Linked DNA regions of Mus musculus: regions 1 and 3 are each linked to region 2. Evidence: chromatin loops called from intact Hi-C (ENCODE). Cell type or tissue: heart. All regions are shown on one strand. Each heading gives the region's core, and the rest is flanking DNA. Links, peaks and the distances in the headings are about the cores only.

Region 1 (10,292 bases), core at 2,589-5,088, 520 kb after region 2:
GAAGCCCCCCACATCACTCACAGATCCAAGGCACATTCAGGCACAGCAGAGTCTCAGAAACACTGCCAGACACTGTCACTCGAACTCATGGGCAGGAAGCCGCTGTCTTAGACATTCGCAGACACAACTACCCAGTCACATGCTTATTCGTTTAGACACCCGCTCTCAGGCCTGCGTGTAGATACACTCAGCTACCCACATGCACACCCCAGCGCACAGAACCACACACAGGATGAGAACACCCATAGACATCCAAGTCACGTCCACATAGCCTCGAAGGCACACGTGGTCACACACATTCAGACACACGCACATTTTCAGATCCACACACAGAGACTGCATCCATACACGAACTGAGACATAGAGCGCCCCCCCTCCCCATCTTGTGCCAGAGTCTCACCAGACATATCTAGGACAATCCCACACACACTTCTGGGCACACATAATCCCTACGCCCCCTCCTGCTCCCTTCCCTGGGCCTGACTCTTTAAGCTAAAGGGGGCGGTGCCATCAAATCAACTTTCTCCATCTCCAGATTCAAAGGGTAGGAGTGTAATTAAAACCAGATAATTAATGAGACAATATTCCTCCAGCTACATCTTTAATGAACAAACCCCTCCAGGGCAGCCTCTTCTTCTAGGCTCATTAAAGAGAAGAAAGTTGGGCGGTTTGCGGACTTCCCAGCGCGTTAATAACGAAGCGAACCCGGGGTGGGTGGGTGGGTGCCTCGACCAGGGTGCGGGAACCACAGTCACTTTCCTTGTCCTTAGCCCTCCTAATATCACTTTGGCCCCTTATAGGACCCAGCCCTCATCCCCTTCCTACTCACCCCGCCCCCCGCCCCCAGCGGGCTCCAATTTCTCCTGTTGCCCCCACCCCCACCCCCAGGGGTTTCCATAACTTCTCTTCACTGAGCCAGGCCTGGCCTGAGCTTACTGTGGTACATCTTTAGAAGGTACTCTAGGACGTGGAGTACTTTAGAAAGTACTCTAGGACGTGGCTGGCCCTCGCGCAACAGAGTGTGTCTCCCCAATTTCTTCCCACCTCCAGAGCGCCTGCGCTAGGCTCAGTGTTCCAGGTGGTCTGGCTGGATAAGGCTGGGTCTGTAAAGAGGAAGCAGAGGCCCAGACTTGAAGTCCTAGCTAAGTGGCCTAGGATCAGCAATGGGAACTAGTGGACTGGACATAAATTGGGCGGGGCGCGGAGCCGTGAGGGTCAAGTGGTTTTCCACGCACATCGTGCGCGCCCAGAAGAACACGCACTAGCAACAGCATACATGTAAATCGGCGCTCACGCTTGCGTGCACATAGAGAAGCCCAATCGTTCATGCATACACATGCATTGCCACAATGCCTGCCTGCGGTCCAGGCAGGCACCGGGACAACCTAGCTTGGGACTTCCCCTGTTGGTCTGGGGTCGCTTTAACGTCCCTGATTTCCAGAGTGGGAGCCTTTTACTCCTTGGCACTGCCTACCCCGGCCCTGGAGGGACCCAAATGGCTCAGAGAGACTGAAAGTCTGTACAGTGCAAGGCGAGCGGGGCTGAGTCAACCCGGGCGGCGGCTGTAGCTCTGGCGGCAGAGCCTGTGTTCGCCTGCGCCGGCTTTTAGGGATGAGTTATGTGGCAATGAGCGAAGTAAATCTGCATGCGCAAAAGATGCTAATTACTCTTAATAGCCTACCCAGACGCCCCGAGACTGGAAACCCAGAAACGTAAATCTGCTCCCGATAAATATTTTTAATTGTGAAATTTCCTGGAAAGAAGGCTTTGGGTGCGCGGGCCGAGGCATTCGGCTTTGGAGGGAGGCCCTCAGCCCCCCACTCTGGAAGCCGAGTCTGGAGTCAGGGCTCCTCGCGGGGGCGTCGGGTGCGGGCCGAGTGACCAGAGTTGGGCTGGCCGGCGCTGGGTAAAGTTAGTGATGTATCGCATTAATTACCAGTGTGAGCTGCAAATGGTTCGAGGCCCAGGGAAAATTAATGGGAATCCAAATTCTAATTATGTAGCTGTTGTTAAAGAGTTTAACTAGATAGTCACGGAAAAAATTGGATTATACATAGAAATATGCAGCCAGCGCGCAGGCTCTAGGGAGCAGTCTTGGGGAATCACAACCAGGCAGCCCCTACCTACCCTTGCCCTCGAGGGTGCTCCTCCTCTGAGGGAAAGGAATAGATCCACCCCCACCCACCCACTCGCCCCCACCCCCGCCCCCGCGTATAAATAACGATCCCAGGAGAGCCTATGGCAGCGGCAGGGAGAATCTCAGGCTAGGTCCAGAGGCTGAAGGTCGGAGAGATGCGCTCTTGGTTGCAGAGGTGGAGTGGAGGTTCTGGCCTCCTGAGTCCCTTGGTCTGGGTAAGCTTTTGTGCCAGTTTCCTAGAAGGCGGATAAACCAAGAGCAGGCTAATCTACCATATACTTCTTTTTAAACGACAGAGTAGCCCTGGCTGTCCTCGAACTCACGGAGATATGCCTGCCTCTGCTACATCAAGGCTAGAATCTGTGCCACCTCCCCGGGGGCATACCCTGTTCTTTTGATAGTCGCATAATTACATCTGGGTGCTGTGGGCTTTTATTTTTTCCACTGTCAGTTTAAGGAAATAGCCACCAAACAGAAGCCCAATTACACCCGAAGCCTCGTCATTCACTTTATTAAGGACCCTGGATATGTTTCCATTTTCGCAGGAAATGAGGTCTGATCAAGCAGCACTAATACCTCTGGCCTCCAGGGAGGGGGTGGGGCCTTTCCAGGGCCAGCTCCCTCCCCCCCCCCGCCCCCCAGGCCCGGGAGGCAGTAGCGCCAAGCTGCAGGGCGGTGGGACGGGACGTCTTGGAGAGACAGATACCCAACCGCTCACTTGCTTCCTGGGCCACCTGCTGGGCAGAGGCTAGGCCCTGCGCGCCTGCAGCTGGCAATCTACGGGAAGCAGGTTCGAGGCTGGAAGGACCTTCAGTCCCAAGAGACAACAGACTTTCCAGGCTCGATATATTATTCCCCTAAGCCCAACAACTCAGATCTGGGGATCTGGGGTTTCTGCTAAGGTCCCTAGAGCAGGGCTTGGACCACCAGGGAAGCCCCTTGCCGGGATCCTGGGCATCTTTGCTTTAATCTTGTTTCTCTTTTCATGTTCACTCTGTTAGTTGAGGAGAAGCCGGTGAATCCCAGTCTCCCTAAGGAGTCCCTGTATTAAACCTGTGCGCCAGCAGCTTTTAGACTTGAATTTCCTAGATGGATGAATGTGATTAATGCTTGCCCAACTAGCCACGAGGCTACTTTGGGACCTTTGATGGTCTTCCTTCCCCAAGTCCGACTGAAATCACAAAATAAGGAATGGGAAGGGATGGGGGACGCTTTGGGTCAAACCTCAGAAGATGGAAAAGACTGGAGAGGGGTCACACAAGTTACAAGACAAAGTTTTTCCAATTACAGGCTGCCTGGGATGGGGTGGGGGTGGGAGGGGATGAGAGATTGACTCTGGAAAGGAAGAGAATGGCCGGCTCCCTCAGATGCTCTGGGAGGGACTAGACATTTAGAGTCTGTTTTCTCATCCTGAAGGGCATGAGGGATATTGTCATTTTTTTTTTTCTAAGTTTGGAACAGATTCTAGCTTGGGGTGGGAAAGGCTGAGGATATGCAAAGGAAGTGCAAAGAAGGAAACCCAGGGATTGGGAGAGTCCCGGGTTCTCACCTCCCTACCTCTAGTAGCAAGGGGCAGGCGAGCTCAGAAAAGCTGCTGCCACAGACCCAGAGTCTGCAGAAAGCAGGTGGTGTGAGCATTTCCTCCCTTTCCAAAGTCTAGATTCCGAAGAATTCTTTTGCCAGGGGCCGGCTGGTGGTCTGATGACAGACTGAGACCAAAGTCCATCCCAGCCCTAAGGGAATGCTGGGGCTCTCGTCTCTAGTCTTTGAGCACTCGCATACCTCTCGCCCCCGTTCATCTCTCCAGTGAAAGCCCTTGGTGAACGAAGGCTGCTTCCCAGTCCTTGATGTACGCAGGCTGTCCTTATGTTTCTGTGAGCAGCGTCCTCGGACCCTGACTTCTGTTTCTTTGGGGTTTCAAAGTCATTCCAGCCCCGCCCCTTTAAAAGCCCGCGCTTCTCCATGTCGCGGGCTTTGAGTGCCACCTAGCGGCACTTGTGGCGACACTCAGCAGCAAGCACCCTTCACCCACTTCTTTCTGATGCCGGATCTGAAACCCCAAACCCCATGCAGTAGCCGCTTTAAGCTCAAATCAAAAAGCCTTCGCTTCAAAAAGTGTTACTGTCCCTTCCCAGCACGTTAGGAGGCTTAGGAGGCGACGCAGCTAGGAATAACAAAATACTGCTGCGGGCCTTCCTTTGGAACCTGCAGATGTGGGAAACGCACTTTCAGGACTGGGTATTGGATAGAGCTGGGGGTCTACCCGATGTCTCGGCTTTTGGATAGTAAATCAACAAACAACAACAACAACAACAACAACCACCCCACAAAAATGAGAACAACAAAGGCTAGGTCTTTCTTGGGCTGAGGGAAAAGGCAACTTCTTCCTGAGGTTGTACACCCAAAGGGAAAGTTCGTAGTCGTTAATCATCCTTACTCTTACCCTAGATTCGCTCTTTCTGTCCTCATCCCCTCACTGGTAACAAAGACCCCTCTGACTCCTCAAATCCGCATACTGGGTCCCGCCTTTGCCTGGGAAAGGTTAGACAAGAGCTCCCTCTGCTGGTCGTGATGTGACACTGCTCGGGCCAGTGCGCTGCAAGGCAGTGAATTTTCAGATCTGCTTCAGGAAGGAGGACTTTTTTCCAAACAGAAAGAGAAGTTTTCGCAGGCTTTATGAGTCTTCACAGGGAAGCAATGGCTCAGAGCTCCACACCAATTTTGCATCAATCGTATCTCTTTTTCTTCCTGTGGCTGGCCCAACTACCCCCCAACTGACAGTGTGCCAGCAAGGTGGGAAAGATTAGGAATTTCTTCCCACATATCATAGCTAACTAACACTGTGAATATGCACAAGTTTTTTTGGTCAATTATGCATGTATAGATGCATGTATGTATGCATCCACATGTGTATTATGTATGCATGCATATGTGTATGTATGTATGTATGTATGTATAAGTGTATGTATGTATGTATTCAGTAACCCTTAGGCCACATACTCTCCTACCCTAGTCCAGACTGCCACCGTCTACTGATACTCCCTCCATGTCCAGGCACAGCTACCCTCTTCAAGGTCCCATCAGCTTCACTATACTTCAGGATATTCTCCAGGTCTGGGCATTAGGAGGTGCAAGGGCTCCGTGGAGGGCAGGATGCCCAGGGCACATAAAGGATGAAGTAGCACTAAGGCCACTGTGGGTCTATGTCCTTTTCTTAGGGCCTGTCCTTACTGGAGACGGAAGACAGCAGTGGCATGCCTGTGACAGAAGCAGCACTGAGCTTCCAAGTCCCTCTGTGACCTAAAATGATCTGACAACCTTCCACAGAGGCTGTTGCTCCATGTAGATCCCAGAGCTCTGGTCCAGGTCACTTCAGTCCCGTTCACTTTGTTCAGAGCCGGGTCCCATGGGTGAAGCTCAGAATAAGCCAGTCTATTGGGCTCTTGAGGTCCTCTTAGGCAGTAGAAATAAGAATCCTGAGCCCCTGGGCTGGTGAGATGGCTCAGTGGGTAAGAGCACCCGACTGCTCTTCCGAAGGTCCGAAGTTCAAATCCCAGCAACCACATGGTGGCTCACAACCACCCGTAATGAGATCTGATGCCCTCTTCTGGAGTGTCTGAAGACAGCTACAGTGTACTTACATATAATAAATAAATAAATCTTTAAAAAAAAAAATCCTGAGCCCCAGGCCTTAAGCAGCAAGAACAATGAGGGGACCCCTGTGCGCCCCACATTGCCCCCTTCTTGGGGCCCTTGGTGCATTTCCATGGTACAGACATCCTGGTGCCTTTGGAGTCAGTGCCTGGAACCAGGACACACCACGTCCCTGCACTACCCCCATGGAGGAGCTGCAGACAGTCAGCTGCCAGGGCCAGCCACATGCTAATCTGAACTGCAGAAAATTTGGATTCCAGGACCCCACTGCAGAGCCATGGAAAGAGATCACTGGGAACACCTGAGAAATGTCCCTAGTGTGGAGACTGTTTCCTTCTTTACCCATTTCCCAATCCTATTTTGTTTGGGTTTTCTTTTAGACAGAGGCTCTCTATGTATCCCTGGCTGGCCTTGAACTCTCAGAGATCCACCTGCCTCTCTGCCTCCCTAATTCCAAGATTAATCACTTGGGTCATGACACATAGACACTTTCCAATTCTTTAAAGTTACTTTTATGAAACATTCAACTTGTTGATCTTTGGGAGGAATGTGATACATTGATATGTTACAACTGAGCCATTGCTCTAGAAGCTTGGTCAACTTCCAGGTTTAAAACGAGGCAAAACGGGGCTGGAGACTTAGCTGGCTTTCACGGTGCTGCCAAGAGACTGCGCTTTCTTCTCAGGTTTAAGAGGGAGTTTTTGAAAAGTTTGTGAGTTCCTTCGAGGTATCTACAAAAGCTCACCCTGTTCCTTCTGCTAACTTTTTTGGTCATCCATGTTTATTTCCTTAAGATTAGTAGTAACTAGTTTTGCCTCAGTTTTTTTTAAAAAAAGATTTATTTATTATTACTTTATTTATTACTTTATTACTTTATTACTTTATTTATTTATTACTTTATTTATTTATTTATTTATTTATTTATTTATTTATTTATTAGTACACTGTAGCTGTCTTCAGACACACCAGAAGAGAGGACTTCAGATCTCACTTCAGATGGTTGTGAGCCACCATGTGGTTGCTGGGATTTGAACTCAGGATTTTTGGAAGAGAAGTCAGTGTTCCTCTGAGCCATCTCTCCAGCCCAGTTTTGCCTCATTTTAAACATGGAAAGTTTTCTGTCTGGCTACGTGAAATACATTTCTGGACCTCTGCCCCTTTAATTCATTCTTGGCCATTTTCTAAGGAAACTCACTCACTTTTGATTCCTAGGGATGCTGGTCACAAAAGCCTGCTCTCCCATTACTTATCCACAACCGTGGGCTGCAGAACCCCTCTCTCCTCCCCACCCAGTGTGGAATATGAGGAAATCCACTCTGCTATTGTGAACCAGAACCTAGGTTTAAGTCTGCAAGCCCCACTGCCACCCAGTTTTTCCTCTCTGAGCCTCAGATTCATTTCTTGCTCTTGCTTAGAAACAGGGTCTTGCTATGTAGCCCAGGCTGGCCTCCAAACCACACTCTTTCTGCTTCAGTCTCCCTAGTGCTGGGATTATTGTCCGGTGTCATAGTGCCCAACTTGAGCCTCAGTTCATCTGTGAGACAGAACAGCAACTGATACCTAAAAAGTAGGCTCTGAGGGTTGAACAAGCTGATGTCCCCATAATGCTTTGCAAAAAGCACAATTCGGTGTCACTCTTCAGGTTCAAGAAAAATCCTCTCCACATGCAGGATATTGAGAAGCCCCAGCCTCTGGGTCTGAATAGTGATCTCTGGGGACAGAGCAGGCACTGCCGAGGTGAGAGTACGGGCAGGTCCATACCCTCACCTCCCTACGTGGGCATGTGTGGGTACCTCACCCATCTAGGGCCTCCTTTTCTTCACAGCCCATTGAACCCATGAGAGAAATTGATCTGATCCCTGTGAGGGAAACTGTTGGGATGAGAGTTTAAATACACAGAACGCTGTCCTCCAGGATAGCAGTGAAGGCCCTGTTTTCACTGGGTTGAAGCAAGTGGGTCCTGGCATCGGGAGGGCTTGTGCCCACGATGGAGAACAGAGACAGTGACAGTCATGGTTATGCACAGAAGTTTCAATGGCTGATAAGCCAACTATGATAGACACTTTCTGGATTGATTGATTGATTGATTGATTGATTGATTGATTTGACTGTTTCAAGACAGAGTTTCTCTGTAGTTCTGGACCTGGCTCTGTACACCACCAGGCTGGCCTCAAACTCAGAGATCTACCTGCCTCTGCCTCCCCAGTGCTGGGATTAAAGGTGTGCACCACCACCATGGCATCTTTTTCTGGCTTAAAAAAACATACAGCCTGCTGGGCAGTGGTGGCGCCTTTAATCCCAGCACTTGGGAGGCAGAGGCAGGCGGATTTCTGAGTTCGAGGCCAGCCTGGTCTACAAAGTGAGTTCCAGGACAGCCAGGGCTATACAGAGAAACCCTGTCTTGGAAACAAACAAACAAACAAACAAACACAAACCACCACCCCCAAAACAAAAACAAAAACAAAAACCCTATACAACCCAAACAGAAAACAAGTAGGCCTAATTGGGAACTCTCTGCCCCTGAGGCCATGCTAAGGTACATCCAAGCTGCTATAACAAATTCAAAAGCTTCCTGGGTTAGGCGTCTGCTCCCCTTGATGATACAGTATACAGATCTCTGTTCTATCATTTTCATTATTAATATCACAGGCTCTGTGGCTGGAGAGATGGCTCAGTGGTTAAGAGTACTGGTTACTCTTCTAGAGAATCCAGGTTCAAGTTCCAGCCCCCACATGGCAGCTCACAACTGTCCAGGAGATTCAGGGTATCCCGCGGTTCCCAACATTTTCATACTGACATATACGCAGGCAAAACACCAAGGTACGTAAAAATAAAATGAATATTTAAAGGAACCCCACAGACTCTTGAACCCTGAACACCTAGTTGTAAATCCTGTCCATGATGACCATATGGAAATTACCCAACCTCTCTGTGTTTCAGGTCCCTTTCCTTAAAGTGGGGGTGGTATAGTGACTGAGTCGTGCCTGTTAGCTAAATTAAGTCCCTCAGCCTCATACATTTATTCAGCACAGTTGGTCAGGGCGGTCATTGTTATATAGAGGCATATGGTAACTCCCATCAGCAAGTTCAAAGTGATCACTCTAGCTCCTGATGGCCCCTCACTTCTTGTGGTCCACGCTGATCCTCAGATGAAGACTTAAAAGTAACACTAGGGGGCGCTCGGGGATCTCCAGGCAGGGACAGTGGACGCAACGTCCCAGGTTCAGACACTGTCGTCATCATTCAGGCACCCCCAAGGTCCTAGGAGAAGCACAGACAAGGCTACTCCACTGAGCCAGTGCCGTCCAGTCTGGTTCACCCAGTCCCCCACGCTGATAGAGGTCAAAGGTTTCCTTCCTTTGATGAATGATCACTGATGTAAGCTGAGGACCTGAGGGCCCAAGGACAGTAATGATGGCCCTGGTAATGGGGACCCTGGCCAAAGGGGAGCAAATCCATTCACTTTACAATATAATGTAGGAAGGACATCGCCTGAGCTCACCTTACCCTGTGGCTGGCTGTGTTTTTAAACAGCTGTAAGTTCCAAGTAGCTCCTAAAATCCCTCTACCTAGATCAGAGTTGGGAGGAACATACATAGTGTTGTGGGTGGTGACATCTCTCTTTAGCAGAGTAATGGTGCCTCTGACCTGGGAGAGGCCAAGGGCACAGTCTCTCTTTTCATCTCCATCTTCTATGAAAGCAAACAAAATACATTGACTTTATTTTTAAACTCCGGGGACCACGTATACCCGTGTTTGTAGTTCAGCCTGAGAGTGAGCCTGGATTACCTGGCCCCTTGTCCCTCTCAGGACAACTGGTGGTTGTGGTTGAGGCTGTGTGGAAGCCCCGTGGTTGGATAAAAAGTTAATCTACAAGAAGGAGGGGAGAAGCTGGGGACCCAAGTAGTTGCCCTCCTTCAGGAGGCTGTGGGAAGAGAAGCAGTTGTGGGGTGTGGGAATTTCCTGTCTCCCTCCTCAAACTCTAGCAGGGGAAGGATGTGAGGGAGGGAGGAATGGCAATAAAGAGGAATTTGCCACAGGAGAAGGAGGTGAGACACAGGCCTCGTCTCCTCAGCCCTAACCTCTATAAACCTGGATTCTACCCATACAAACGTCCAGACAGCAAGTTATTAGAAGCCCAAATTCTCCTGGAGAGCTGCGGGTCTCCAGCCTGCTTGGAAGTCTGAAGCTTCTTTTTTTTTTTTTTTTTTTCTTTCTTTCTTTAAAGACCTTAAGTGTCTTTTTTTTTAAATCTATTTATTTATTTCATGTATACAAGTACACTATAGCTGTCTTCAGACACACCAGAAGAGGGCGCCAGACCTCATTACGGGTGGTTGTAAGCCACCATGTGGGTGTGGAATTTGAACTCAGGACCTTCGGAAGAGCAGTCTGTGCTCTTACCAACTGAGCCATCATGCCAGCCCAAGCCTGAAGAAGCGTCTTGTATCTGTTTGTTGACTGATTAAATAACGCGAAATGGTTTCGTATGGTCATTCCC
Region 2 (10,292 bases), core at 5,187-7,686:
TCCCATCGTTCTTTTTTCTTTTGGCTTGTTTTTTTGTTTTTGTTTTGTTTTCAAGACAGTTTCTCTGTGTAGCCCTGGGTATTCTGGAACTCAAAAGTTGCACCTGCCTCTGCCTCCTGAGCACTGGGACTAAGGGGGCATGCAGAGCTGCCACTACCCACTAAGACTTTTCTTTCATGGGAAGAATTTTACTCACTCATTGTTGGCTAAGTATTAAGAATTGTAATGCAAGGGCTGCAGAGATGGCCCAGCGGTTACGAGCGCTGCTCTTCCAGAGGATCTGAGTTCAGTTCCCAGCAACTACATGGTGGCTCACAACCATCTGTAATGGGGTCTGATGCCCTCTTGTGGTGTGTCTGAGGACAGCTACACTGTACTCATATATATAAAATAAATCTTAAATATATTTTTAAAGTTAGGTATTTTTTAAATCAAAGTCAACCTGATTTAGTGAGTTCTAGGCCAGCCAGGACTATAGAGTGAGACCCTTTCTCAAAAGCAAAAACAAAAAAGACTTTAAAAAGTTGTCAGTCTGCGAATATAGCTCAGAGTTCCCCATTATGTACCCCGTTAATAAAAGTTATAATATGAAATTTAGGAATAGATAAAGCTGTTACCTGTATTAAACACGGTTCAAATCTATATGATACACTTACTTACATTTAAAACATTTGTTTTATTTCTAGGCTCCCGGGGGGCTTTCTGTGAAGTAAGACCAGATGATAAAAGGATTCTGGAATTTTACAGCAAGTTAGGCTGTTTTGAAATTGCAAAAATGGAAGGATTTCCAAAGGATGTGGTTATACTTGGTCGAAGCCTGTGACACTTGTTGGTACTGTGAACTGTCCAAAAGTCCCTTAACTCCGCCTTGTGGTTGGTGGTTGAGGTCTTCACACAGTTCAGTGTCTGGAGCTGGAGCGGCAGCAGATCAGCCAGTTGACTTGGAAACAAAGATGACTGTAAAGCGCACCCATCACCTTCTCAGATGCTCACTGGTTGGGAGAAGATAGTATTGCTGCATACCCCGTGCAGCTTGTGGTGTGCTCCTCTTTGGGTCTTGTGTTAGGGTCAGGGCCTCTTACGTGGGGCTCTCTAGGGAGAGATTCTTAAATAAATGGAGTCAGCACTATTTTCTGCATCCAGTGTGGTTGCATTTCTCACCTAAGAGCAACGAAGTTCACTCTCTTTACTCTCCTTGGTGTGCTGGATGAAATGTCTCTGTTCTTTGGAGACATGGCTGGAATGAGAAATTTAGTGAGTTTCAATTTGGGCAATTTTTCTGCTTTTTGTAAAGTTCTGGGCAACTGTCTCCTGTAACTGTTGGTTCAGGCCATTGAGCTTTGTTAGGGACAAATGTGCATTTGTTTGTGGCCAAGGCCTAAATTGACAAACTTGTAAATCTCTGTATATAGATTAGCTGTAACCCGACTGTTCTTTGTTTACTGTTTTATATATTATGGGGTTTTTTTTTCCTTTGAAAATGAAAGGTGTTGGTTTAGGATGGCACTTTGAATTATGTAAATCAGTGAATGGTAGATTTCCTTTACATCTGTCCTTTTCTTCCTAATAGTTTTTATTTTTGAAGTGCCTCCCACATAGGGTTAGGCCATGACTATTTAGGGTATGAGCACCTAACTTCTTATGACTCAGATATGTTGGGAAGTGCAGTAACTCCTGGGAATTAACCTTAATAGCAGATCCGCATGTGAAATGTTCTGACATTGTTAAGTAAGGGTAAGGGGACTGACCAGTGGTCTCCTTTGTCCTTGAACAGTTGTCATTTAATCGCAAAGACCTGTTAACTACTGGTTTAATCGAATCAGTCCTTAATTCTTGCATGTTTGTATCTAATTTTTAAAAGAAAGAATAAGTATATGTTAACAATATGTATACTTTTTCTTTTAATCAGAGATTCTGAAAACTTCATGTTATTTTAATTTAGATTTGGTGAATTTAAGGGTTTTGAGCATGAAGCTGGCACATAGTGTCTGCAGGATTATTATTCTTTAATCATGGCTAGCTATCTAGTAACGTCATAGATTTTCAACAGTCTTTTGTTACCTTGCTTTCCTCCAGTTCTACATAGCTTTTGAACTTTGAGCTGAGGGGGGAGAGAGAAGAGGGAGCTTGAAACATTTTCCTTTCTAGAACTCCAGTGTGAGCTTGTGAGGTAGTCTTTTAGCACTATATAGAGTGGACCCAGGGAGGCCCAAGAACCAGAGGCCCAAGAGTGTGCTGAAATGTGCCGCCTCCTTAGGGTGCGAACCTTTGCGATAGGATGTGCTGTGAAACCTAAGTCAAGGTTGGTTTTGAAGGCTGGGGTGAGGGGCAAAATTGTTACTAGATATTAAGACCGTTTAATGTTCCTTAGCGTTCTGAATCCATCTCATGCCTCAGTGAGAATTACAAGGTTTTATTCAGAGCGTTTCAGAGTTTCATACGGAATCAGGAATTGAACAAGTTGCTTTTTGTTTAATGTTGGCTTTCAATAATCACATGGGATGATCTTCTGGACATAAGTGAAAACATGTCCAGGTCTCTACTGTCATTGCTGTAGGATAAAGTGCTCTGCCATCTTCCATGGTTATGAATATTTATTAATGTTGGAATAACATTTCATTGTTTAGATCACAGCTCAGTTCCTATAGAAAACGAACTGTAAACCTATCTGCAGACCATGCAAGAGGCACAATAAAACTTGAAGTGAATGTGTGCTGTGCTGCTTTTTCTCTGGGTTCTCCCTTTTTTTCCCTCACATCTCTTGATCCCTTAGGTATCCGAAGCTATTTCAGTGTAGGCTGGATTGAAGACAGCCCTGCCCTCCTGCCTTCCACAGCAAAGATTTTTCTCAGAAAAGTACATTTGTTTTTGTTTTTAAGTAAGTTGCTCTGTTTACTACAGGTAAAATTTGTGTGAAGTTGGGGGGGGTGTCACAGAGTTCCTCACTGGAACATGGCTTCATTTCCTTAGATAAAGGAATTTTGGTGGTGGAGGGGGGGGGTGGGTCGCCTAAAGAGGAGGCTGTACTATGAACAGTAGTTGATCTCCACATCTGAGTTTAGGTCTTGGCTGTCAAGCCTCCAGCATGATCAGGAAGCGGGGGGGGGGGGGGGGGGGGGGGGGGTGTGAGTAAAAATGGCTGCTCCGTACCCCAAGTTTACTGAAAAAGGAGATACGAAAGGTTTACACTAACATCTGTATGTATATATCCCCGGGTTGGAAGAAGGGGCTTCAGTGAGTGGACGCTAACTTTAAGCCCTCGTGGAGATTTCTTCTGGGGCCTTGTTACCTGTCCTCGTGGAAGAGGCGACGACTGCTCCTCCCTGCTTCGTGTGGCGAGCGCGGCTCCTTTAATGGGCGGGACCGGAACTGGCTGAGGCGGGGGGCGGGGCGCTCACGGCCGTTTCAGCATGGCGGCCGGCGCGGCGGCTGCTTTAGCGTTCTTGAACCAAGAGAGCCGAGCCCGAGCTGGGGGCGTCGGGGGCCTGAGGGTCCCGGCCCCGGTCACAATGGACAGTTTCTTCTTCGGTATTGAACGCGGGAGTGGCAGAGTGGTACGGGGCGGGTGAGGCGTGGCCGAGGAAGGCGGCCGGGCGCCGCTGTGGCCGGGCGCAGCTGTGGGCCGAGGGCTCCTCGCTCGCTCGCCCTAACCGGTTCTTCCCGAGTGGGATGCCCGTCCACGTGTTCTGGGCGAGCAAGCGGCCGGTTCCCCCCCCGCCGCCGCGGCACATGGCCGGGTGGAGGGGACAGCGGAGTTTGTGGAGCGTCCTCGCGCGCTGTCCCCTCCACGCGTGTACCCAGGCGACACTCGCTGGCTCTTGCAGGTTGTGAGCTCTCCGGCCACACCCGCTCCTTCACTTTCAAGGTTGAGGAGGAGGATGACACGGAGCACGTGCTGGCGTTGAACATGGTAAGGGGCCGCAGAGGGAGTTGGAGATGCGGGGGGCTAGCCGACACTCCGCCTGTCGCCCCTCTCCTCCACCCTCTGGTCCCCGCATCCGGTGCCACTGGGACTAGGCCGATTTTGGGGTAAGACGCCTTGGCTTTGGTGTCAGCCCTCCCTCACTTGAGACGCTGAGGTTCTGCCTGCCTTTCAGCTGTGCCTTACCGAGGGGGCCACGGACGAGTGTAATGTGGTGGAAGTTGTGGCCCGGGATCACGACAATCAGGAGATTGCAGTTCCTGTGGCCAACCTCAGGTTGTCTTGCCAGCCCATGGTGAGTTGGAGCCGTTCATTCCTCTCGGAGTCTGGTGGGACTGAGAACTTCGGTATTGATCTCCAAGTGGGTGGGCCAGCACGGCTCAGCCCGTCATTCTTGTCTTCCAGCTCAGTGTGGATGATTTCCAACTCCAACCACCTGTCACCTTCCGCCTGAAGTCCGGTTCTGGCCCAGTTCGGATCACTGGCCGGCATCAGATCGGTGAGAAGAGTGGGCCCTCTCCACTCCCGACTTACCCCAGTCTCATCTCCTAGTGTGTCCTGCATCTCAGGCTATGGTTCCAGTATTCTGTGCCTCCCACTGCCTCCTTCAGGCCTGGGAACTTGCTGTACCCTGCCTGCCCCAGGGGTCCAACTCCAGCGAGGTGGGTGGGCTCTTTTCCATCTAGACTTGGGGACTCTGGGAGATGAGGTTCCCTGTCAGCCTAGCAGCTGAATGAGTGGCTCTATCCTTGTGTATCCACCAGTTTGTATAAACAACGACCTTTCTGAAGAAGAAAGTGATGATGAGAGCGAAGAAGATGAAATTAAGCTGTGTGGCATCCTTCCTGCCAAGAAGCACAGGGGCAGGCCTTAGCCCCCTGGTGAGTGTGTGGGTGGAGGGTGGGGTCGGTTGGTGGGATTCCCGAAGGATCTGGGAAGTTTAGGGGCAGCAGGTGAGGAGGAAGACTCTGACTTCATTCTTGCTTTTCTCAGATCAGGTAACTGCTTGCTACAGGTGCCATGCTCCGTATGTTCCTGGACAAGTTCAAGAATGGTTTTCTCGATGAAGAGAATAGGGGGTGGGAGGGAGGGATGGACTGTGGTTCCTGAGGCTTCCCTTTTCTATTGGGGTGGGACAACCTTTGAACACCTCTTCTGACCCACCTAACCCAGATTCAGTCCCCAGCACTGCAAAAAAAAAAACAAAAAACAAAAAACAAAAGAACATGAAGTTCAGAACACATTTTTAACACTTTGTACTTTTTTTGATAAATATCTAAATAAAGTGGTGTACGGTTGGTTGTTTTGCAATCCTTGTGTGGCTTTTTCAATGCTGAGATGACATTTCCCCAGGGACCACCAGGTGGCACTGTGGCCGCACAAAGGTTGACCTAGCTCTTGAGTTGGTGAGATGTGGGATCCGATTCCCCAGGGCTTTGGGCCCAAAGCAGGCCTAAGTTCCTCGGCCTTGCTTGCAGAGGGGACCTCTCATTCCAGCCTGTTCCATGTTCCTGCAAGTGGGGGAGGGCCGTCACAGGAGGTTATCAGCTTCCAAACAAGGGGTCTGGGCCTCTGTCAGCACTCAGGCTGATGGGCAGGGGGACAGATAAGTGGACTTAAGAAACCTGAGGAATGCATCTCGAGCCCCATGAGGGGCTAGGCCCAGGGAGAGGGCCTGTGAGGGGTGGGGACCAGTCTCTGCTCCTTTGGTCTTTCGAGGTAGGTTCAGGGCCCTTAGAAACCTGATTCCCAGGGCCAGATGGAGGGAACTGGCCAGATTGGGTGACAGGGAAACCAGAATCCGGGTGGCCTGGCATATGGGGGCAGAAAGAGCCCCTGGGAATCAACCTCGGCTGAGGGGTTACCCCCCCTGCCCCCAGCACTCTGCCATACTGTCTTATCCCTAGACCGAGGTGGTTCTTGGGCCTGCCTACTGTTATGCCAGGAAGAGAAAAAGGGGTTGCTTGTGTGAGGACTGTGCACCCCCGGGGTCAGCAGTTCAGCAGTGTTGATGGGTTGGGATGGGTGGGGATCAGTGTCCTACAAACAAACAAAAGGTTACTTCCCCAGACAAGCTGAAGACTGACAGAGAACAGGGCCTGAGATTCAGGCCAATTCACACCAGCTGACCAACAAGTAGGGGGCTGGTTTGAGTTCAGGCCATTAACTTCAAGAGTGTCCCCTACAGTAGAGAAAGCGGTACCTAACCCAGGTGTGGTAGCACAGGAGACAAGAAAATCAGGAACTGGTATCCCGCTTGGGCTTCATGGGGTAGGGGTTCCTCCTGACTGTACAAGTGTTCCCCCATCTATGCGAGGAATTAGGGGTAAGTTTTCAGACTCCCTTTTTCTCAAGTGAAAGATGCCTGTCTGTGTTTCAGGGGTCAGGGTCGCGGGTGCCTTTTCTAGAGTCCCGGACCTTACCTCCAGGTGTTTCCACCACGGCCCTGGCTAGGAGCCATTAGCAGAGGATCGAATGGGAGGGGAAGGTGGAACTAGCGCCCTCTGGTGGGCGTGTTTAAAACTGCTCGTGGTCGTACAGCTCTATGTGGGTTCAATGATAGCTAAATTTAAGGCAGGATAGGAGGGAATAAGTCACTTAAGTTTTGAGTGCAAATGTGTTTTCGTTCACACGAAGCGCCCATGCTAGAGGAGAGGAGTTAGTTGGGGGCACTCACTTTTCCTGCCTCCTTTCGGCTCCTGCCGCCAACTCTTTCTCACGTGCGTGCGTTAAGTGCGGCCATCTCCGGAAACCTTCCAAACTCACTCGCCTAGCCCACGCTCATACTCCCCCACCATCAGTGTACCCCCTGTGACTCCACTGATCGCCCATTGTATTTCTGGCCTGTTTTCCTGGCGGGTGGACGTCGAGCACAGCCCTGCCCGCAGTGGGAGCCCAATCCACATTTGCCTTCTAGTTCAGGAGTTTTCCCCGGCCCCTTGCGGCGCCGTGCAGACAGACCTGGGAATTGTTTTTTCCTTCTTTCCAGATCACACCTTTTCGGGATAGCCCTTTTCTGCACTCTCGGCACACAACAGGAGTGCTGCCAATTATCTGGCCTCAGAGAACTTGTGCGATGTAGGCATATGATGGTGTCTGGACAATGCTGAAAGAAAAGCTACCCGATATGGGGTATGGGGACAGACACGAAGGACAGGACGGCAGCTTTCTGTCTTGGTTAGAAGCGGCTAACGCAGTTGCAGAGATTTGCATTTGAACCATCCTGACAGAGTCTGTGTCACTTTGAACGCTGGGCACTGGAGGCGCGCAAGGCTGTGACCTGCAGGCATGGTGGCCTGGGTGTGAATCTGAGGGGCGAGTTTGGGTCCCGGCGACCGCGTGTTTGCAGAGAGAGCCGTTTGTGTTGGCAAAGAGTGTGTGTTTGTGTTTGCAGGAGGGAGTGTGTGCATGTGTGTGTTTGTGTTTGCGGAGTGTGGGGGCGGCAGGGAAAGGTGGCCAGGCTGTCACTCAGAGATCAGGATGACAGGCGCTCCCTCATCTAGGCGAGGGAGCTCTGATTGCAGATTCGAGGAAACAAAATAGCAATTGTAATTACGGGGCTTTGATAAGATAAAGGAAGGAGGGAGCTGGCCGGGAGGCAGGCTAGCCAGGGAGGGAGGGAGAGCGGCCTGCGGGAGCCCGATGGCACATTTGCATCTGTCAGTCACCGCCTGCTCTGGGTGCCCACTGTGGGGGAGGCACATCTATCCTCGCCCCCCTCCCAAAGACAGGACATTTTGGGGAGACCAGAAGGATCCTGAAGAGCTAGGTGAAGCTCTTCTGAATCCATAGGAGTTTTCACATGTAAAAGAATTCTGTCTCTCAGAAGTGGGAAGCAGAGTTCAAATGTAGGAGTAAAACCTGGGAGACCTGGGACCTTTTGGGGGGTGGGGGGGGAGAGGCCGCGCTGGTGTCCACTGAGGGTGAGGGAGGTGATTCACAGATGGTGAATCAATAAGGTTCATCTCTGGAGGCTCCCTAACCCTGTTACAACTCAGGTGCTCGGCCCTACACACACACACACACACACACACACACACACACACACCACACCTGGGAGGAACTAAAACCCAGGATCTACTGACAGACTGCTTCCTGATCCCTACCTGTGTCTTGTGACTCAAACTTATTTTCAAAGTCTTGTGTCCATAGTGAAGAGAGGGCCCTTCCTTTTCCAGGGGAGCCCATCCTTCGCTTTCCATCTGTTTAGGCATTTACTCGTCGATACACTCAAGAATAAACACTCCTGAGTATCTCATATGCTCCACACATGAAGTAAATTCTGTGAGCAAACAGATATCACCTTTGTCAGCTTGAAGCAATGAAAAAAAAAAAAAAAAGACAAGTCATTCTAAAGGCCCCTCAGCAAGCACACAGAGAAAGCAAGGGGTTGGCCTTTGTCAACCCCTTGGACACTGGAGTCCGTCTACCCCATTTCCCCCTTCATGGGCCCACTCTCCAGTGGGACTGAAAAGAGCTATTGCCTGCCAAATCACTGACAGATAAAAGCTACCATCGGTTGGCAGGTGAAGCCACCAAAGGTGGAAGATAGTCTAATGGCTCAGTCAGGTGGCCCCCATCCATCCATCCAACACTACCTGCAGAGCTACAGCTCTGCCCTGAGCTTCAATCCTTGGGCCTGTAAGACAGATTCCTCCCTCACCTCCAGGTCTGGGTGGATCAAAACAGCGGGGAACAGAATTTGTGAGGAGACTCACCTATGAGCTCAGGAAGTCTACTCTGAGGAGGGCTGAGACTGTCTCCTTGGAACCAGTTCTTCTCTATATTGCTCAGCACTTGAAGGGCTGAGATGGACTCCCCTAACCATATATATATATATATATATATATATATATATATATATATATATTACTCCGTGTTTGCATTTGCAAGATGGGATGCATAAAAGGGGGGCGGCAGGCCGAACCGGATGGGGACTGACAAGGGCCTGCTTGCCTCTCTTTAGCCTACAAAGACTTTCTGGGGCCACCGCAAACCCCTAGTTCTACCCCGGAGGCACAGAGGATCAGTAGAGGGGAGGCTGTGGATGAAGGCAGAGCTGGGTGGTACATCCACGGAGCCACCTGGTCTTCAAAAATACCTGGCCTGGGAAATCTCTGTGCCTGCGGTAACAAAATAGTGGCTCAGGGTTCCCAGAAACCCTATGGAGAAAGCAATGGGGCGACGGGCTTGAAAAGGCTTACAGAAGTCTCTACCTTCTCACCAGCACCTCCCTCTTCCAAGTGACACAAGACACCAGGTACCTGCTCAAGGAAAACCTGGAACTCAGAAGGGGAAAGGCTAGGCAGCTTGGGTCCGTGTCCTGAATGTTGCTGAACGTAGTTATTTTTGCCCCTGCTAATTGCTCAGAAGCAGTGGCTGTGGGTCCTTCAGAGACCCCTGAGCTCTTACCACATAGACGCTTCAAGGTTTTTCTTAAGCTTTATAGACTAGTGCAGTTGGATGGACAGGAGCAAGGCTGAAGGTGATAATGGGGTGGCAAGGGGCATTTCTCCCTCCCAGAGCCTCTTTGGAGACTGTGAGACAGAAAACCAGCGGGGTTGGGTTTTTAGAAAGGTGAAGGCACCGGGTTCCAGTGGCGCCCAAGGGGACGCTCAGCACCGGGGCCCAGTTCACTGTTAGCTGCAGGCTCCCAAGAGGGGCGCGTGCGACCGCAGCACACATTAGGCGACCCAGAGACCTTCTAGGAGGCCAGAGATAAGCAGACCCGACCCTAAGCAGATCAACAGTCCTGCAGGACTCAAGTGTACGGGACCCCACTAAACATGTTGTCCCAGACGCCCCCCAATCCCTGGACGATCCCGCCCCCGGAACGCTGGAAGAGACAGGCAAGGGTAGTGGGAGGCGCCCACACCAGCCGCCCCCGCCCCTCCCGCGGGTCCCTAGACCCCTCCCCTGGGCCAGACCCCCCAATCCCTGCTCTGCCCGCCGCCCCGCCCCCGGCCGCCCCGCCCCCGCCCCGGGCGGCGACCCGGCCCCAGCGCCCAGCCGGGGGTGCGGGCTCCGGCCGCCCGCCCCGCGCTCCCCCCTCGCGGCCGGTGCGGCGCCCCCCGCCCCTGCCCTCCCCCTCCCTTCCCACCTCCCCACCCACCCCACAGGCCCGTTACCCTCCCGCCTGCTCGGGCTCCTGAGCAGCCAGCGGCCACCGGCTCCAGCAGCGGCTCAGAGGGGTTCGGCGCGCGCGGCGAGCACGACATTCCACGAGCCGCGTCGGGATAGCCGCTGGCCTCCCGCACCCCGACCTCCCTCAGCCTCCGCACCTTCGGCTTGTCCCCCCGCGGCCTCCAGTGGGACGGCGTGACCCCGCTCGGGCTCTCAGTGCTCCCGGGGCCGCGCGCCATGGGCAGCC
Region 3 (10,292 bases), core at 1,140-3,639, 170 kb after region 2:
CCAGACCTGGACCCTTTTCCTGCCCTCAGTACTCCAGCCTTCCATTTTCACATAGAGTAAAACCCAAACCAACCAAGCACAGATCCCAGGCTTCCCTGGAGGAAATGCAGCAGAGTGGGGTGAGGCGCTGCTGCTGCTGCCCTGGTCAGTTGTCAGTGCTGTAGGAGTTAGGGTGAGGTGGGGATGGGGGAGGCTGGGGGGAGGTCGGAGATTTCCCCACACACTTATTAGACCAGAGCCTAAGGAAAGGCCCTTCCTCTCAAACAGTCTCATTTGGCAGTCTCCTTGGTGGCTGTGTGGGCTGGGCACTGGCCAGGGGCTGCCGGAGCCTTCACTTGGACAAGGGGTCCCTTTTTTGCAGAGGGAGAGGCTGTGTGGGCCAAGGAGGGAAATGCCTTAGGCAGGTACAACATGCTTAAGAGCTGGGCCCAGAGAGAATGGCTTTCAATACTTCAGAGGGTCCTGGCCCTTGTGGTGACAGCTACACTGAGTCCACTTCAAAAGCCCTGATGCCCCAGGGACTCAGAGAGTTGACATCAATGCAGCACTTCTGGCCTGTCCTCCCTGCCCAAATCCCTCAGTTCAGAAGAGGCTTGGGGGGGGGGGTCTCTTCCCAGGTTCCCCTCTCCCCACAAGTGCTGGGACCCAACGCAGGAAAAGAATGTTTACTTAAAGACTGACAGTTCAAAAGGAGTGGGGGCGGGGGACCCTAATGGTACCGCAAGTTTCTTTCCTTTCCAAAGCTCTGCCCCAGGGAAAGGCGATCCATCTGCCTGCAACAGGGTGGAATGCCTGCTTCATCCTCTTCCTAGCCAACAGGCTGAGCGAGGGCTTTTCCTGGGGCCCTGGTCTGGCCAGCAAAGGTGGCAGACGCTGATAATAGCAGAGGGTCAAAGGTTAAACAGCAGAGATTAGGTGAACACAAAGGCCGGGTAGGAAGTGTTAACATCTTCCTGGCAAATATACACAGAAAGCAGAACCAACAGAGAAGCGCCTTCCACACCCACTCCCAGGAGGGGCCAATGAAGGAGAAGCAGCCCAAGGTTTGTCCCCATCCCAGGCAACCTCAGGATCCCGGGGACGTCGACCCCTTCCTTAACCTACCCCTGCCACGAGTCTGGGAAGCGGAGGCAGCCAGTGCCAGCAGCGCAAACACTGGGTGAGGTTCAACAACTCCTTAAAGTGCAGTACCTTCCGGGTTCCCCCATGCACAGCCACCCCACCTCACCTACTCAGGGTTTGCTGCAACAATAACTGAACTTGAACTGTCCCCAGGGCCTGGATGAGAGGAACCCACCGTGCTTCTGACACAGTCAGAGTGCCTTCTCGGCCTGCTTTGCTTGTATTCCCTGTGACCCCCTCACCGGTCCCTTCCCTTTGCAGGCTCAGTGAACATCCCTGAGGGAGGGCTGAGGCAAGAGCGGGGCTGCTGAGGAAAGGTCCATGCGCGCTGCCCCACGCTCCTCCAGCCTGCACAAGGGCTTGGCGGGTAACCAAAGAGGGCTTCAGCCCGAGAGCTGCTGCAGCCCTACTTCCTGTCCCGGGCACATGGCAGCCCTACTTCCTGCCACTCCCAGAGTCATAATGTACAGGCCCACACTCAAGTGAGTCTGGCGGTGTGCAAGTTATCTGACCACCGAGTCCTGGCTTCTAGGGCTGTCACAGCATCATCACCATACAGTGAGTGCAGTTAGCCAGGCTTTCTTCAGATCCCATGCTTTGGCACCTTGACCACAGGACAGGGAGCACGCAGGTATCTGATATTGTCAAATTCCTCAAACAATCGTTGAGGTAGTATAAGCACCGTTCTCCTACGTGAGAAGCTGGCCTAAATACCACAGTCACATGGCAGAGGCTAGATTTAAGCCAGCATCTTCCTAGTCCAGCACACTCCATCTTTCCCCTTAACAGCTGCCAGCTTCCAGGCTGAGGTCTTATCGGGACCAGATGTACCACACCAGAATCATGTAGAAACAGTTCCTTCCTTCCCCAGCCCATCCTAGCAATACTGAGGCGGAGGACCACCACAGGACCCTGAAATCACTTCTTTAAACAAGTGGCTAACCACATTCTCCAGGGGCCAGGCAGATACCAGCAAGGCAGCTGCAGCTTTGGCTGGGAACTGCATGCTGGAATACTAAAATGAGGGCACAGCGCCAGGGGAAGGAAAGTGCCATGGTGGGGTGTGTTACAGATGCCCAGGTGCTCAGCAAGGAGGCCACATTCTTCTCTGCACAGGTCATGTGGTGCCGACTTCTTACATGCCTTTCTACATCTATTCATACACTGCATGTCTGCTGTGGATGATATGATGACCAGGAAAGAGATTTTTAAAGTATTCTGAAAAAAAATTAGACCCTGCACATATAAAAACACTATTGTGCTTTGTTGAAAGCATAGGTCACATCTGGCCGCCTCTCTAGCTTCCTATCTGATGGACCTGCAGGGGGCAGGGCTGAGCCTGGTTAGGGCTCAGAAACTCAGTCTCAAAGTGAGCACTAAAATACCATTCCCCTTTGTGGGAAGCCCACCCCTCCAGGATAGCACTCCCATCCTACCTTGCCTCCACCAGCATCTCTGCAATGTCCCCAGTCCCCGCCACTGGGTGCCACTGGGTGCTGGAATGCCCCACTAGCTACAGAGCCCCTGGCCAACAGCGCCACCTACGGTATATACGGTATATGTGTGCAGGAGATGGGGCCCAGAGGATCTGCTCACAGATGAATTTTTTTGGTGAGCTAGCTAGCCTTTCTTGTAGCACTCGCTTGTAATCACATTTCTGTCTGATATCTGTATTCGACAGTGACCTCTGGGGGATGAAAAGGAGGCAGCAGCCAGCTCCACAAAGTGCTAAGCCGCAGATTCAAGTGCTATCAGAAGCACTTTTGTTCCCAGTTTGGACCCAGGGCCTCTCCCGCCAGGGAATGCTTGCTGAAGCATGGAGTTTGTTTTCCTACAGGCAATTTCTCTGTTGTCTGAAATTGCTAAATTCCACTTTAGGCACTGACTCCTGTTAATGATGAGAACAATAACGGGAATAAACGGCCTTTTATCTTAGGACTTCAGCGCACTTTATAAACGTAAACCCTTATTATTATGACTCTGTATTTATAGACAAGGTCCACTACAGGGGCTGCTGGCTGCGTGTACAGCAATAATCCTGAAATTAATTCATTCATCTCTCCCTTTCCCTTGTCCCTTTAACCCTGCCAAAATGACAGGGTGTGGGGTGCTAAGAGGAGGACAGGACTCAGGGCTGCGCTGGAGGTGGGTGGAGGTTCCCCACCACCACACTCCCCACTTCCCTGTAGGCAGGCCTCTTAGGGGAACGGAGACTGTACCTACCACACCACCTGAAGGAGAGTGTGGTAAATGATACAGTGGCCCATGGGGCTAGGCTCTGCACCCGAGCATCAAGCTGGCCAGTTTGGCAGCTTGTGGATAAGAAGATAAAACAGAAACAAAATGAAGCCCCAGGGTGGAGGTGGCCACACCCTCTTTCTCGATCAGGCTGAAACAGATTCATTGCCAGGCTCTTCCACTGTGATGAGCCAGAGCGGCAGAAACAAAATGTGATCCCACCCCGGCCATCTCCTCTCAAACCTGACCACCCACTGCCTTCACCCAGCAGACCACAGAGAGAATCTGAAACGCCATCGCAGAGATTTCGGAGAGCCCAACGTCTGCCCACTTTCTCTCAGTCTGGGGAGGGACGGGGGTTTACTACCTCATTGTCTGAGACTTAAAGTCTCAAATTGCCACCAAGGCAAGCAGGTGTACCTTCCAGGACGTGACTCCCTGCCAATGCAGTGATGTCACCAAGCCAAGCTCACCAGACCAAGGACATAACAACCTTAGAGTAAAACTACCAGAGACTACAAGTAATGGCTATGTGATTACTCCTCACTCGTTGTTCAACAACAGTCTTGTGAGGCCCAGCATATGCCACCTAGGAAATCAGACACTGGCTGAGTTCTGCTGCCTCGATGGAGCCGCACAGTTAGCTGGTTACTCTGAGCACCCGCCTCCCAGATACGGAGCAGCCTGAGCGCTCACTCCAATCCACTCCTCTCCGCACACAGTAAACAGGCGCCCACCACCCTACTCACTTTTTGTTTGTCGTTCTAACAATGACGCAGCGCTCCTTCTGGGCCACAGACACACTATACACATCCTTCGGGTAGGGGAGATTTCGAATCCGCCACTGGAAACTTGTTTTGGTGTCCTTGCGCATGAAGATGGGCTATGAAAAGCAAATCAGCCCAGGTTGGCCTTGGACTCACTGTGTAGGAAGATGACCTTTTGGCTCTCCAGCCTCCACCTCCCCAGTGCTGGGATTATAGGCTTGTGGTATGATGCCCAGCCTATCAAGGACCATTCATGGGGAAAGGTACAAAGGCTTGGCTCCTCCCCATCCCTAAACTCCTCCCAGAGTCAAACAGGAAGCTCCTCTGCTCTTCTCCATGGCCCCCCACCTGAAGCAGCTGCTGAGGCTGTGACAGACCCTTCAGATGTACACACAAACCTACTGTGGCTAGGTGGGCATAGTATATATAAGGTGAACAAATTATAGACCCTGCCCTTAGGGGTCAGGAGTCTCCTCCCAATCCCCGTAAGACCCTGGACAAACAGACATACATTGGCATTACTTTCTTTGATGAGCTCGGATCCCAGGCTCCCAGCTCCTGAGGGCACTGGCTCTCCCACTTCAAGCTGCCACTGGCCCAAGGCTCCCAGGGCATTTTTCACACGCCACTTCCTCACTGCAAAGAGAAACATGTAATGGATTAAAGCTCGCTGCTGCCAAAGCTGACAAGACGTTGGATAACTGGAACGGGAGAAGCCCAGGCTTTGGTCTCAATGCCGGGCCTTGTGTATTTGAGCCAGGAATCATCACAAACCTGGGGAAATCACATGGGGCATTCCAGCAGCAGGTAACTTGCAAAGTCCATTTCAAAGGCGGGCACACAACTGGACCAGGGATGAAGCTCCGAGAGCACCCGGAAGAAGGCAAAGAGGCGATAACAGCCATTTCTGGAAACGGGACATCTAGGTCTCCAGATGGAATTCTAGTTGTGCTTTGCTGTTATTTCTTGAGACACAGTTGTACTAGATAGCCAAGGCTGTTTTCAAACTATTCCTTGTGTCTTGGCCTCAGGTGCTTGTATTTCAGAGTGTGCCTGCACACCTCCACACCAACACATCCTTGCACCCACACACCCACACACCAGCACATCCTTGAACCTGCACACCCACCTTTGGGTGCATTTTCCCCCCTCTAGAATGCCATGCAAAGAAAAAAATGAATTGAGTGAAAGCTGTTTTTGCTTCATGATTCATAAAGTCCAAATCAAGACATTCACTTATTTCAGGTACATCTGCCTTAAAACAACGACCAACAACAAAAACCCTGATAGCACCAACGTTGTATTTAAATGTAGTCTCAGGCTGGAGTGGGACTCACTGACAGTTTCCCAAGTACTAGGGCTGACCTCCAGCATCGCAATGAACACATAAAGTCTTCGGCATACACTGGATTCTTAGATTTGTTTATGTTTGTTTTATGTGCTTGGTCTGCATTTGTACACTACATTTTAAACGGACTCTAAGTGAACTGTTTTTAATATAAATGTAAACAAGTGAAAAGATCTGACAACCGTATTGCTTTACCAAGAACTGCGCATCACTCTCAGGTTAGCAGTAACCGCCTTGCTAACCTGCGGCCTCCCACCCCACCCCACGATATTTGTATGTGATTACAACTCTCGCTCTCTGGGCTCCAGGAGTGTTTCCATGATCTCTCTCCAGATCCCTTCCTCATGGCTTCAAATCCTCCCTCCAGCCGATCTGAATCTCCCCCTCTCTCTCCTTTCTCTCCTTCGTCTGGTTGGCAGACATCCCACCCTATTCTCCCTTCTGCCCAGCCACTGGGTGGTCAGCATTTAGTGACAAGGCAGAGAATAGATGGTAAGAACTGCTTACACAAACTTGAGACAGGAGATTCTTGGTGTACACATTTCAATGCTGCGTCCAGATTGAAACAAGACATGAGGGCAGAGAAATCAGTATTTAAATAACACAAGGACAACCTTATACACAGTGCACAAAAATATTAGCCTACAATGTACGGATTATAAATGTGGAGTTTTTTGTAAAATAATAATAGATCCTTACATTTATAACTTGATAATGCAAATAATGATTTTCAGTTTCCCAGGTTTTATAAGGCAGATATTTGTGAAAGGGTTCTTTTGTTGTTGATGATATTGTTTTTAGCCTCTGCCCTACACCCCTTTAGGTTTGCTTTTGATGAAAATCATTCAGTAGCCTAGGCTACTGCTGATCTTACGGCTATCTTCCTGGCTTAGCATCATGGGTGCTCGGTTTACAGACCTGTGCTACCAGGTCTAGTTTTTCTCGTTGTCTTTTAAACCAAGGCACATATTTTATGGAAGTCATAAATCCAGACGGGAGTCCTGTCGGCAGCACTGGGAATGAGCCCCACTGAGTGCTGTGCTGGTGGCTGCAGTGTCACCTGCCAGTGGCAGAGGGGCTCTGCTGAGGAGTAACCTCCGCCCTCCACCCTCTCCCTCCACCTTCCACCCTTCCATTCCTGCTCTGTTAAGAAGATGGGGGCTGTGGAGTTTGGGCGTCCTGCTGCAAGAGCTGAGCAGTCAGCGCTAAACTCCTGCAGCCTCCTGCAGCCACTCTAGGAGCTGAGCAACTCTGAAAGGCCTGGTGGGGGCCACGGCCGTTTCCGGGGTGGGGCAGCATCAGGCCTGGGGGCTTTTCATCAGCTGGGACCACTGTGAGCACAAAAGCCGAACACAGAAGCCTCATGTAAACTTAGAACTTTCCCTTGAACGTGGGCTTTTTATAAGGTCTGCTGCACTCTGCACTGTGGTTTTATTACATCTCAGGGCCAAGATTCTCCCTAGAAACACATCTGCAAGTTTATAATGAAAATTAATAAGGAAGAGTAAAACTTAGAAATACGCTTTCTAGGCAACTTCTTACACCCACAAATACTTCCTTAAGTGAATGGACTGTGACCAGGAGTATATGCAAACCTAGCCACGGTAATACCTCAGACAACTGGAAGCCAGCCTCTGGGGTCTCCGTCACAGCTACAAACAAGTAACAGACACCTCCTAGCAGCAGCTCACCATGTCATGATGATGAAACCTACTCCCCATGAGAGCAAGGATCACCCTGGATCCTCAAGCCATGTATAAAATGCTCTGCAGCCTGGGGTGCAGCTTAGTGGTAGAGCCTGCACCTAGCATGCATGAGGCCATGGGTTTGACCCTCAGCACTCAGAAGGAGAAGGGCCAGGGAAGCCCAGCAGCAGCTGCATATAGAAAAATGAGGCGGGAAAGTACGTCCTCCCCCCCGCCCCCGACACACTGACAGTAGTATCAGAGGACAGCTCACAGGGCAGGATACAACCACCCATGCACCATTTGGTGTCTTTAAGATAGGGTCTTACTATGTAACTCTGAAAGTTCTAGAACACACTGTGTAGAGAAGGCAGGCTGTGAACTCACAGATTCGCCTGCCTCTGCCTCCCAAGTCCTGAGGTCAAAGGTGTGTGTCACCACCGCCTGGCCCTGTGTCACCCTGGCGACACTGAATGGCAGAGCATAGTCATCACTGGCCTAAGGAGGCAGTCACTTAGGACACAGCTAGTCTAACGGCTCTATTTTTATTTGTTTATTGAGAAGAAGGCATTTCTTCCTCACCTGCCCCCTTCCTTCACCTCTATTCTCCAGGGGACCCGGTAGAATTACTGAGGAAAAATGAGATCCAAACGTGACAGTTAAGATCCAGGTCTACAGATCACAGTGCTACACATGCACACTTAGGCTGGTAGGATGGAGGTTATATGCTATCCTGGGCTAGATAACAAAATCCCGTCTTAAAATAGACAAAGATACTTTGAGATCATCCTGCCTCAACCTCCTGGGTACTGGGACTAAAGGTGGCCCTCTCCATACCCAGCTTCTAGTTCTGTATTTAAAGGCCAGGTTTGGTTATCTGAAGGAGCAATATGATGAATTTTTATAGACCTGGGCTGGAAAAGCAAGATAATCATGGGCTCTGTTACACTCTTTGCCCTGGGGACATCACCAGTATGGGCCCTAGAGGCGAGAACCACTGCAGGACTTCCCACCTGGTCCTCCTCTTTAAGGACGGCCAACTCAGTCTTCCTCAGAAACGCACCCTAAGAAGGGGAAAGCACAGACCCGCTGGCTCTCTTCTCTCTCCTTTCAATGTTCCTCGGGCTGTGGCAGCTTGGTGCTCTTGGCTCTCATTTTTGTAAAACGCCCTAGGGAATCACATCTATGTAAGAATGTGACACGTTTCCTTTCCAGCCTTTCAAGCGGAAAGATCTAATGAAAGATTCTGAACTCCTTACTTGTTCCGTGGTTCGGGTACGCATGTGCACGTGTGCACACACAGTCTTGGGCTTTCTGGTCCCGTCTTTGTTCCCGAACTCAAGGACAGCTCCTAAGGCAGGCAGCGGAGGACTGCTCCACCTGATGTCGTCCTGATTTGATTATATGTTAAACCCAAACTGGTGTGTACAAGGCAGCTCCCTGGGACTCCGTCCTCTCTTCTGGACTGAGTCAGGGCCGGTCTTTGGAAAGAAGACTTCCAATGACCCTGTAAGGGTCTGACTGCAGGATGGATGAAGGAGACAGTGCCCGGGGGCCTTTCCCAAGTCAGCAGGAAGCAGGCTGACGCCCCAGACTGCTGAAAGCAGCCCCATCTTTCAGGTGGGCTGGGAAGTGGAGATCCTAAAAGGCCTCTTTCCCCAAAGCTCCAAGGCCTGGCCCTCTTCCAATACGGATAATTACATTCCCCTTTCCTAAATACTCCCTGCAGCTTAAACTGGATGCAGGATTCTTCTTTTCTGCCCTAAAACACTGCAACACTGCTCCGTGGCTATTAAACAGCTGCCTGGCCCATCCCTGAGGAGGCTGGAGGGATTCGAGTGGGTCATTTATAAAGGCGCTCAAGTGCCTGGGGATGAAAGTGCTCCATATCCTCCGAATGCGGCCTGCGGTGGTCAGGCTGGCGGTCAAATACCAAAGCAGATTAAGAGGTAATCCAAATGTAATCGCCGGGGGACGGTCTGCCCTTCAGCCGCGGCCCCCTGGACATGCTGTGTTCTTCTGGGGGTTGGTTTGATGTTCCGATCATTGTTACAAGGCCCTTCAGCTCTTTCCTCTATGAATACATACAGCGTTCATTGTGGGGGGTGGGAATGAACAGCCCCGGGAGGGTAGAAAAAAAGATGACACTAACATGTTTATTAACACCGGCTGGAGGAACTTCGTCCCAGACAGATGCACACCTACCAGCAAGTGCTACTCTGTAAATTACTTTCTGAGCTTTTTTTTTTTTCTAATAGAAAACCTGTTTGACCAATTATCAAATTTGTATATTAGCTGGGGAAAAAAAATGGAAACTATTTTACTTACTGCCACAAAAACCATATCCATATTTTACTTCACAGTATGCGCAAGCACAGAGCTAGCTCCGGCCCCGAGATGATATTTATACATTAGTAACCAGGCATTGTGGCATGTGCCTGCGGTCCCAGCTACGTGGGAAAGGAGGCCAGAGGGCACTTGAGCCCACGAGTTTAAGGCTAGTCTAGGCAATGCATAGAGATCCTATCTCAAAAACAAACAAACAAACAAACAAGAACTAATATTGGAGAGTATTTTTGCATGATAGCTAGGTGAAGGCTAGGGGAGATAGAAAGTAAGAAACGGGTCTCAGGGCTGGGCCTGCAGGCGCACACTTTAACCTCAGCTCTGGGAGGCTCTTTTGGGAGGGCTGGCCCTGCCCAGGATGCACAGGAAGCCCCAGGCTGCAGAGGAGAGGCACATCTTGAGTAAAGAAAGCCAACCAAAGTGAGCAGGATTTAAACACTCCAGCTCTGCCGCGGGGTCAGGGCCAAGCTCCAGGCTGACTAAGATACCATCTGACTTTGGGGTTCTCAGCGTGGCACTCACCTCCTCTGAGCCTACTCCCTCCACTGAGAAATGGGGGCCAACAGTGTCTACATTGTGGGGCTTTAAGGAAGATGTCAGCGGAGGTGATCCATGTGGAGCCCCTGGCATGAAGCCCAGTTAACGTGCAAATGTCATCGTTAGGTTAAGCAGCCAAATGGTGAATTGTAGCCTTCCTCCATCCTTGCTGCTAAAGCGAAGGAACTTTGAAGGTCTAGCCAAACCCACCACCACCAGAACTGAAGGAGATGTGGGACAACAGAGCAG

Evidence for each region. Hi-C counts contacts between places; a loop is a spot of excess contacts. Peaks named below come from ENCODE experiments on the same cell type or tissue, not always from the same donor. Only the 100,000 strongest peaks of a DNase experiment are listed, where the experiment ranks them.
Region 1: it touches region 2 in a loop (7-fold over the local background); 29 of 42 quality-filtered maps call a loop at or near these places.
Region 3: it touches region 2 in a loop (8-fold over the local background); 36 of 42 quality-filtered maps call a loop at or near these places.

The regions. Positions count from the first base shown.
Region 1 is chr19:45,215,147-45,225,438 of GRCm38, reverse strand. No RefSeq gene overlaps it. Among named protein-coding and RNA genes, the nearest start is that of Lbx1, 17 kb to the left of the region's middle. In heart, for the core only: CTCF peaks have their summits at 2,883 (motif pointing left), 4,114 (motif pointing left) and 4,734 (motif pointing left); DNase peaks (open chromatin) are centred at 4,108 and 4,708; H3K4me3 peaks cover 1,006 bases; H3K27me3 peaks cover 1,490 bases.
Region 2 is chr19:45,742,675-45,752,966 of GRCm38, reverse strand. It overlaps Npm3 (nucleoplasmin 3), which reads left to right and starts at 3,402. Exons shown (of 6, transcript NM_008723.2): 1 at 3,402-3,528; 2 at 3,825-3,910; 3 at 4,098-4,217; 4 at 4,328-4,421; 5 at 4,687-4,803; 6 at 4,916-5,233. The coding sequence starts at 3,411. The coding sequence ends at 4,796. Fgf8 (fibroblast growth factor 8) reads left to right here and starts at 10,083. Exons shown (of 6, transcript NM_001166361.1): 1 at 10,083-10,292. The coding sequence starts at 10,283. It overlaps Oga (O-GlcNAcase), which reads left to right. Exons shown (of 16, transcript NM_023799.4): 16 at 687-2,712. The coding sequence ends at 823. In heart, for the core only: CTCF peaks have their summits at 5,281 (motif pointing right) and 6,428 (motif pointing left); DNase peaks (open chromatin) are centred at 5,506 and 6,426; H3K4me3 peaks cover 1,263 bases; H3K27ac peaks cover 580 bases; H3K27me3 peaks cover 1,565 bases.
Region 3 is chr19:45,566,356-45,576,647 of GRCm38, reverse strand. Dpcd (deleted in primary ciliary dyskinesia) reads right to left here. Exons shown (of 6, transcript NM_172639.3): 3 at 4,639-4,763; 4 at 4,110-4,243. Among named protein-coding and RNA genes, the nearest start is that of Dpcd, 11 kb to the right of the region's middle. RefSeq lists cis regulatory regions at 8,833-9,035, 9,036-9,171, 9,172-9,301 and enhancers at 8,717-9,301, 8,193-9,761. In heart, for the core only: a CTCF peak has its summit at 2,635; DNase peaks (open chromatin) are centred at 1,547 and 2,627; H3K4me3 peaks cover 117 bases; H3K27ac peaks cover 881 bases.